Linked DNA regions of Homo sapiens: region 1 is linked to region 2. Evidence: read pairs that join two places in POLR2A ChIA-PET (ENCODE). Cell type or tissue: K562. All regions are shown on one strand. Region 1 has its middle 80 kb from the start of EZH2. Region 2 has its middle 8.8 kb from the start of TRC-GCA11-1.

Region 1 (5,000 bases), 600 kb before region 2:
TAGAAAAAAGAAAAGTTACTCCTCCCTGAGAATGGAATGTTTCCCCAGTGTGTCCCCAGGAGAGGAGGTCCTGGGCCATGGGGATGCACACCCGACCCTCTCCTGGCACGGATGTAACCACATCGTGGGAGCCCTGGGAGCACTCACCCCAGGAACCCTACATGTCGCCTGCCTGCGCCGCAGTGTAGCTTCTTCCTTCTGTCTCCTTTGCCGTGTCACTCACTCCCCAGCCACGGTCAGGGATGCTGCTTTGCTCCCAGTAACTTTGTTTTCCTCATAGAAGCTTCAGGTACCTCACAGGTTTTGCAAGTGATAAATTATGAACATCCTTAGCACATGCCTGTGCCCAAGTGCAAGTTAGCCAGGTGGAGGGAAGGCATAGCTAACAAAATAAGTAGAAGTTCCTGGGGTTTCTCAGGAAACTCGGACATCTGACGGGTTAGTGTAAAAGGATAAGGGCCAGGCGCGATGGCTCATGCCTGTAATCCCAGCAATCTGGGAGGCTGAGGCGGGTGGATCACAATGTCAGGTGTTCAAGACCAGCCTTGCCAACATGGTGAAACCCCGTCTCTACTAAAAATACAAAAAATTAACCGGGCATGGTGGTGCGTACCTGTAATCCTAGCTACTTGGGAGGCTGAGGCAGGAGAATCACTTGAACCCCGGAGGCAGAGGTTGCAGTGAGCTGAGATCACGCCATTGCACTCCAGCCTGGGTGACAGGGCGAGACTCTGTCTCAAAAACAAACAAACCGGGGGGCTAGGCACAAGATAGCTCACGGCTGTAAGCCCAGCACTTGGAGAGAGCTCAGCCTTGTGCAACATAGGGAGCCTCCGTCTCTGCAAAAATTAGCCGGGCTTGGTGGCGCACATTTGCGGTCCTAATCGCTCATGAGGCTGAGGCAGGAGGATCGCTTGAGGCCAGGAGGTTGAGGCTGCAGAGAGCCAAGACCACTGCACTCCAGCCTGGGCAACAAAGCAACCCTGTCACAAAAAAGTTACACAGGTTAAAAAGTAAAATGGTAATAAACCCAGCACTTAATGGTTCTCAACACTTTTTTTTAGTATATCCCCTTTTTCAGACCATCTAGTGAAGAGTCCCAGTATAGAAGCCAGGCAGGAGACAGCTGGTGTTCCGAACTCCACCCTGCCCTGTGGCGCCGGACTGGGAGTAAAGCTCACCTCCTGCTTTTCCTCAAACCAGTCCATTATTCTGCCTGTGAGAAAAGCATGCTGCAAAGGAACACCACAGACCTGCCTTAAGAGCTTGTGTATTTCAGTCCTGCGAATGATAGGAAATATTGTCATGAGTTTGCTGGTCTCTTCAGTTCCTCCGGGATCAAGCAGGCACTTGGGTAAGTACCTTGGTCCCATGGAAATTCCTCACGGTAAGCGAAGGTGAGCTGAGTGATGGGTGAGTCGGGAGTTCGCCCCACACCTTCAGATTCCTGGCCTTTACCTGCTCCCCTTCGCACTGGGTAAGTGTACCGTCTTGACTGGTGTGAAAGAAAAGGCAATTCAAGACCTATGTTTAGGTCCAAATGTCCCTTATGTGTATAGGTTGACTGCATTTCTCTTGGTAAGACATGGAAAGGGAGACATTCCCTGAGGCATTTCTTTTTCAGGACAACTTAGTAAGTCGCTTAGAGGCAGAGTCCCAGAATTCTGGAAACCCCGGGTGTTCAGTCCCTATATGTGGGCAGCATGGTTAGAACCCAGGAGGAAGGTCACATTCTTCCCAGTTCTCAAGCCCTATTCTCCTTGGACAAAATACTTGTATGTGCACAATTACTAGCTGTAATTGTGAAAATTGTGGCCAGGCACATTGGCTCACGCCTGTAATCCCAGCACTTTGGGAGGCTGGGCGGCGGATCACTTGAGGTCAGGAGTTCAAGACCAGCCTGGCCAACATGGTGAAACCCCATCTCTACTAAAAATACAAAAAATTAGCCAGTTGTGGTAGCACACGCCTGTAGTTCCAGCCACTTGGGAGGCTGAGGCAGGCGGATCGCTTGAACCTGGGAGGCAGAGGTTGCAGTGAGCTGAGATCGTGCCACTGCACTCCAGCCTGGGCGACAGAGCAAGACTCCGTGTCAAAAAAAAAAAAAACAAAAATAGTTTACAAAGAACCACCAAGCGCAGTATCACTGAACTAATCCAGCCCCAGAGTACTCACATTGTCACTCTTGCTTTTACCCTTTGTTGAAGTATAGGGGAGCCTGTCTGTAGAACACCAAACATCTGGGACTATTTGCTGCCAAATCCTAGTGGGGGTCTACACGGTGTGGTGGTTACCACTGAGACCAGGCTTACTATCTTGGAATCATGGCCAAAGAGGTTGGAAACAGTATCACAGCAACAAAGGTTTAATCTATTGACAACTTGAACTCATATTTTATAAAATCAATATTTTACCTCCTGGGTTGTAGAAAAATTCATTGTGGTTTAATCAGAGCTGGGCTGTGCACTAAGACCAGATGCACAGGCTGAGTATGTATTGCTGTGACCTAAGGGAACAAGGGAAGGGAGGACCTTGATCTCGGCGCCTGGGAGGGTAAGTCTCCTGGTTGGGCTCTGTTAAGCGTAGGGTATAGACTCGGGATGCTGGCCAGGCACGCCACATGACAGGAATCTGAAGGGTAAGAAAGTGGCTACAGGACCAACAGGTGCCTGTAATGTCATGTATGTATTTTTACTGACAGCATTTTAAGATGCTGCTCCTTGATGAATATTGGTACCTAATTTTCCTGTGAAGTTTAGCATGACCACCCCCAGTTGGAAAACATGCTTGCTGGCCTTCAGCTATTTGAACTGAATCCCCCTTCTAATGAAGACACCTTCTTGTTCGTAGGAATCACAGTCACTTGGCTGCCCAGGTTCATTTTTTATACCATCATCGTTCATCTGTCCAGTTCATGACCCTGTCCAGGGGCAACCCCAACAATGCCCTTGCCGTAACAGGTGAGTGTAGACCACTTCTAATGCCAGGTATCCATGTGTAGCCCCCACTGGAATTGTTTATTTATATCAAGGGATTGAGTGGATACGCAATTATTTCAACTAGTTCCATTAAGAATTATTTAACAGAATACTGTTTTCAAAATGTTTACATTTCGGATCCAGTCTTGATGAGCTATCTACAAGCTTAAATGTGTGGGTTTACATTTGATTTGACTTTTGGTGGAGTTGCTGAACATCTTGGGCAGAAGTGGAAGTGAGGACCTGGCATGGATACGGTGAAGACTGGAGATGGGATGAACCAGACAATAATGAAAACCTAGCACAGCTTCTAGGTGCCTCTAACTTTACCCACAGTAGTTAGTCTGTGGGTGAGGTCCCGCTTATTGTATATGTCAAGCCTTCTATTAAGTAGCTGATGAGCTTAAAAAAAAAAAAAAAAAACGCTGGGCGGAGCAGCTCACACCTGTAATCCCAGCACTTTGGGAGGCCGAGGCGGGTGGATCACTTGAGGTCAGGAGTTCAAGACCAGCCTGGCCAACAAGGCAAAACCCCATCTCTACTAAAAACACAAAAATTAGGGGTGGTAGCCCATGCCTATAATCCCAGCTACTCGGAAGGCTGAGGCAGGAGAATCGCTTGAACCTGGGAGGCAGAGGTTGCAGTGAGCCAAGATCACACCACTGTACTCCAGGCTGATTAGTGACAGAGCAAGACCCTGTCTGTCTTTAAAAAAAAAAAAAAAATCACAAAAAACCTCAATGTTTTAAGAAAGTTTACGAATTTGTGTTGGGCTGTATGCAACCGGCTGTCCACAGGCCAGACAAGCTTGATAGAAGGTTGTATCAAATGGGTTATTAACGTCAAGGATTTCTGTTCAGAAAATCTGTGTTCACGGACGTCACTGAAGAGGCTTTTAGAGAAGCGCATTTCAGATCATGGTATAAAAAGCTTGCTGTGCAATGAGAATACACGACAGGGCTCAAAAACTACTGCTTTCCATCAATGCCACCTTGTCTTTCCTACGCATTTGGGGCTCTGGTACATTGAGCTCACTGGAGGCCTCAAGGATCTGCTTCCCAGCTGTTCCTCTGAGGATGGGTTGAGGGCTGTAGCTGGAATGAGCCATGTCAACAGGTACTTTTGAGCCCAAGTAATCTTTGGGGTCTCATGAACAGGCGATGATGAACAGATGGGCTCCATGCGCCTGTGCCTAGGCAAGGCCAGTGAGCCATCTAGAGAATGACCTAACCCAAATAATGAAGTAACTGCCTCAGGAGATTGATGGCTGCCCAGTTTGCCCAGGGTCCTGCTGAGTGCCGAGCGGAACATGAGGGCATCGAGGGCAACAAGCTCTGAAGTGAATGGTACCGTTTTCTGGGTGAGAGTGGAGATAGTTATTTAGATGTAAAATAGATCAGCACTGTCATTAAGAAACCATGGGACGAGGCTGAGGGAGGGATCTCCTCAATCCCAAATCAAGTGGCAAATTAACTGTAGGACTCAAGTTGCTGCGCCTGTGCACTGATGTGTCAGAGAGAGACCTGATCCCGCAAATGCTGTGGAACTGGAAAGCAAGATGAGTCCATTTAATTAGGTTTCATATTAATACTACCACATTGTAAATAAAAATCTAACTGTAGCAAAGGCAACTGCTAAGTAACTGACAGTATGGACTGGTTTGCAGCGGTTGTCAGGGTTCCCATGATGCTGCTGGTGAATGTACCTGGGGAGGGTGCAGGGAAGTTACCTCAAATTCTGGGACAAACCACATTATCATAAGGCATGCAAGGTACATGTCGTTTCCTTGACGCTTTCAGAGTTTGTGATTTTTACCTCTGAGAAGATATAAAACTACAGTTTGGTTATACCTATCAATCACCTTTTGTGATAAGGTAGGTAAGGAATCCCAACTTATATTGTGTTTGTTTCTAAAGAACTCTATCTAGACTAATGGAGTTTAGAACTAGGTACGTTCTTAAAAATAACCTAAAAGTCTACTCTGTCAGTTTATATATGGGGAACAGACTTGGAGGTTAAATC
Region 2 (5,000 bases):
ACAAAAAAAATTTTTTTTAAAAAATTAGCTGGGTGTGGTGGCAGTAGCTGTGGTGCCAGATACTGGACAAGCTGAGGCAGAGGGTCCCTTGAGCCCAGGACTTTGAGGTGGCAGTGAGCCCTGATCGCGCTGTCACAGGATGCTTCGCAGTGAGCCCTGACCTCACTGTCATGGGATCCTTCGCAGTGAGCCCCGATCCTGCTGTCACAGGATCCTTTGCAGTCAACCCTGACCTCACTGTCACAGGATCCTTCGCAGTGAGCCCTGACCGCGCTGTCACTGGATCCTTTATAGTGAGCCCTCATCACAGTCACAGGATCCTTCACAGTGAGCCCTGATTGTGCTGTCACTGGATCCTTCGCAGTGAGCCCTGACCATGCTGTCACTGGATCCTTTGTAGTGAGCCCTCATCACAGTCACAGGATCCTTCAGTGTTGACTTTGGTATCGCTTCGCCAGTGGGAAACTTCTGTGGCCAGTGGCATCTCTGCTTGAGTTTTGCTCGTGGCCGCTGAGCTCCTTCCACCTACTTGGTCTGGCAGGCTGTGCTTAGTTCACGCTACCAGCCCAGATCCCCCACCTGCCATGGGCAAGCCAAGTGCGGAGCAGAGAGGGGTGTGTGAGTGTGCAGGTATGGGGTCTGGCCAGTGCACGTAGCCAGGCACACCAGCTGCTATGGTGGGGTGGGCAGCTCCGGGCACGGGCACAGGTGCCAGCTCTGTGTGAAGCTGCAGCTGGACCTTCCACCACAGGCACCAGCAACTGGACGAGGGGAACGCATTGGTGCCCAAAAGCTTGGAGATGCCAGGAACCGCAGAGCCCCAAAGGGTGTTACAGCATGTCACGGTCTTGGCTTGGGGAGGCCCACAGCTCTTCTCTCCTTCTCATCACTTGCAGTGTGGCAAGTGGGGTTGGGGGTGTTTTGGGGTAGTATTTCAGCCAGTTTGTGTCACAGTTCTTTCAGTCCCACCGCCCCGCTCTGGCCTGAAGCTCCTGGGCTAGTCTGGCCCTGCCTCCTGTCACTGCTGACAGAGGGCGGGAGGGCTATAGTGTTACAGCTCTGGCTTGGGGAATCCCAAGGTCTGGGCCTCAGAAAGGTTACCACTCTTAACTCCCACAGTCCAGACGCGTATCACTGCCCACAGCCTGGTGAGCCAGCCAGCGAAGTGTTACAGCTCCTTTTGCTTCCACTGTGTGGTGGGTCCCAAGTTCCTGTCCTGTGTCCAGGAAGAATGAGGCTACTCAGACAACTGGAGGGTGAGCAAGGCAGAGAAGAGCTTTATTGGGTGACTGAACAGCTCTCAGCAGAGAGGAGACCCAAAGTGGGTAGCTCCTATCCACAGGCAGGTAATCCCAGAGTGTATGAGTCTGGCTGAGTCCAGGGATTTTTATGGGCTCAGAATGGAGGAAGTTCATGCTAATTGGTCCATGGTGGGCCTGGAAGAAGCACCACTTGATTGGCTGAAAGGCATCAAGGAAGTTTTTTCACTCCGGGTAGCGGACTTCACTGGGACCTGGCAGCCTGGCCTCCAGGCTTCAGTCCATCCTTGGCTTGAAGGTGGGGTTTCATCTGGGACCCGTCCTTTCCTACCCAGAAACCTGTCTGCCTCCTGCCACCATCAACACCATTGCACTCCAGCCTGGGCAACAGAGCGGAGGCCTCATCTCTTAAAAAAAAAGAATAAATAAAATAAAAACAAATAAAAAATGTATATTTTAAAAATAAATACCGAATTCATAGAACTCACACAATACAATATTCTAAAGGAACGAAAAAGTAGGCAGTGAAAATTCTCCCTCTTGTTTATCTACCAAGACTCCACTCACTGGGGGAAGCCCATGTCTTGTGTTTCTTACATATTCTTCCATAGATAATTTGTACGTCTGAGGAGTTATTAGTGCATATTTTCTCCTACCTTTTCTGTAAACACAAATGATAGCACAGCATATACATCTTGGTTTTTTTCTACCTCATTTAATTTTATAGTCTCCAGATGCCTTTAGTGGTGTCATAGGGGTAAGTTTTCCAGCTGAAATTTGTAGTAACATTAATGGGAGGGGGAACGTTACCACAAAACCCGATAGCGGAAAGGGAAGGAAACTTGGGAATAGAGGGCACCCATATTTGAACCAGGGACCACTTGATCTGCAGCCAAATGGTTTACTCCTCAGCTATACCCCCTTGCCTGAGGGACATTCCTTCTTAGCACATTTCACCTGTGTAGCCACACCCAAGACACTACATTTACTATAATACCTAATGTTTTTGTGCAATTATTTTGTTCTAAATAAATTGTAAGAGCTTCATATATATAATTTAAAAAATTATTTGTGGTAGTACTATCACTACTACCACCATCATCATTGATGACAATGACATATGGAATTGAAGCAAATTGCCCCAAATCAGTGTTAAGTGACAGAATCAAGAACTAAAGGCAGGGCGTGGAGAATCATGCCTGTAATCCCAGCACTTTGGGAGGCTGAGGCAGATGGCTTGCTTGAGCCCAGGAATTTGAAACCAGCCTGGGCAACATGGTGAAAACCCATCTCTACAAAAAAAAAAAAAAAATATATATATATATATATGTATATTATATATATATAAAATAGCTGGGCATGGTGGTGCACACCTGTAGTCCCAGCTACTCAGGAGGCTGAGGCAGGAGGACTGCTTGAGCCCAGAAAGTCAAGGCTGCAGTGAGCCAGCCTGGGTGACAGTGCAAGACCTTAAAATAAATAAATAAATAAATAAATAAATAAATAAATAAATAAATAAAGCTAAACAGCCACTACATTATCCAGCCTCCACTAGGCTGCTCTTTATTTTGGGTTGGGTCTGCAGGGCTCTGCTGCCTCCCAGTGGACCCCTCTCCCTGCTCTGTTACAACCTCATCCCCCGCCTCCTCCCTGCCAGCCCTCCCTGCTTTTATATAATGGGGTTGCCCAGAGAAGGCCATTTAACCCAAGTGCCCTGAGAGGGCCCAACATTGGCTTCTGGAAGTCAGAACATTTATTTATTTATTTTTGCCAGTGGTAATTAATTTTATCGCAAGTTATATACATTTGCAATTTGCTAAAATTCTTGTTATTCTTACAAATTGCCAATAAATGTTCTCAATTTCATTGAAGAAAACCAAATTAATAAATTAGAATTATTTCTGGTCAAAATACTTTCAGAAAGGAATCGCTTAGGAGGCTATACACCACAGAAACAGCGACATTTGTCAGAATTATTTATTGTGATAAACTACTTACAGACCTCTTATGTAACAGAATATTTTTAATAAAAGTTTATATTTTAATAGCAGCTAAATGGAGACATAATAACCTTTTTAAAAATGAGCTATAATTTATACATCATATACTTCACCCTTTTAAAGTATATAATTCAGTGGTTTTGGGTATATTCACAGATTGTGTAACTATCACCACTATCAAATTTCAGAACATTTTCATCACCCCGGAAAGATACCCCAAACCCATCAGCAGACATCACTCCAATCCCACCTCCCCCAGCCCCTGGCAATGAGACACGTTAGCCTTCGAGTAGAGCTGGCTATTTTGCAAAATCACAGGGGTGGGGGAAGCCTCAAGAAATCATCTAGTTCATTTCCTACCCTTAAGAGCCTCTGAAGGGAGATCCACCATCTTCTATGGAAGCTACTGTGTACTCTAAAAATTAATATAAGGGAAGCAGCCAAATGATATCTATATTATCCTAGGTAAAATGGTTTCTATATTCAGAAGAGCTTGCTTAACTTATTTTACAGCTATATTTTCAATTTGGGATCAAACCTTAATAGTGTTAGATATTAATACATCAGAAATTACTCTCAGATTCACCACATTATTTGATAATTTTTCTACTATTTGGTTGCTTTACTTTTAATGTGAGCATTAGGTTTCCTTTTTTTTTTTTTTTTCTTAAATCCCTACAGACAGCATTAGGTTTTCTGTTGTGCCCCCTGAATCTTACTGTATACAAAAGTAAGTCGAGCCACTTTAAGGAAGTCAACAGGCCTTTGGCTGTTACTTTGTTGTCATAGATTTTATTGGAAAAAGACAGTGGCACCTAGATGTCTCACCAAGATGTATAATGCATGTTCAAAAGCAGACCCTAGCTTTTTTTTCCCCTCAAAAACAGATCTGAAGAGTCTCAGTCAGAGACACAGAATGATTCTGTAAATGTAAGCTACAAATTGTCTAGGGTAATAAAAGAAAAATCTTGCCCTGCCTCCAAATCTGGTAACTATTTTTTTTTAGAATTTTTTTATTTCTATAGGTTATTGGGGAACAGGTGGTGTTTGGCTACATAAGTAGGTTCTTTAGTGGTGATTTGTGAGATTTTGGTGCACCCATCACCCGAGCAGTATACACTGTACCCAATTAGTGAACTTTTATCCCTCAGCCCCTTCCCACCCTTTCCCCTGAGTCCCCAAAGTCCACTGTGTCATTCTTACGCCTTTGCATCCTCATAGCTTAGCTCCCACTTATGAATGAGAACATACGATGCTTGGTTTTCCATTCCTGAGTTACTTCCCTTAGAATAATAGTCTCCAGTCTTATCCAGGTTGCTGTGAATGCCATTAATTCATTATTTTTTATGGCTGAGTAGTATTCCATTGTATATGTATACCACAGTTTCTTTATCCACTCATTGATTCATGGGCATTTAGTTTGTTTCCACATGTTTGGAATTGCCAATTTTGCTGCTATAAACATGCATCTGCAAGTATCTTTTTCGTATAATGACTTCTTTTCCTCCGGGCAGATACCCAGCGGTGGGATTGCTAGGTCAAATGATAGTTCTATTTTTTGTTATTTAAGGAATCTCCACACTGTTTTCCATAGTGGTTGTACTAGTTTACATTCCCTCCAGCAGTGTAGAAGTGTTCCCTTTTCACCGCATCTAACCAACATCTATTATTTTTGATTTTTTTGATTCTGGCCATTCTTGCAGGAGTAAGGTGGTATCACATTGTGGTTTTGATTTGCATT

Evidence for each region. ChIA-PET counts read pairs that join two places held together with the same protein. Peaks named below come from ENCODE experiments on the same cell type or tissue, not always from the same donor. Only the 100,000 strongest peaks of a DNase experiment are listed, where the experiment ranks them.
Region 1: POLR2A ChIA-PET joins it to region 2 with 5 read pairs; 1 of 35 experiments calls an interaction of 5 or more read pairs at or near these places.

Annotation. Positions count from the first base shown.
Region 1 is chr7:148,802,126-148,807,125 of GRCh38, forward strand. No RefSeq gene overlaps it. Among named protein-coding and RNA genes, the nearest start is that of EZH2, 80 kb to the right of the region's middle. In K562, no CTCF peak of the experiment used is centred here; a DNase peak (open chromatin) is centred at 2,561.
Region 2 is chr7:149,403,955-149,408,954 of GRCh38, forward strand. No RefSeq gene overlaps it. Among named protein-coding and RNA genes, the nearest start is that of TRC-GCA11-1, 8.8 kb to the right of the region's middle. In K562, a CTCF peak has its summit at 2,859 (motif pointing left); a DNase peak (open chromatin) is centred at 2,880; H3K27me3 peaks cover 1,565 bases.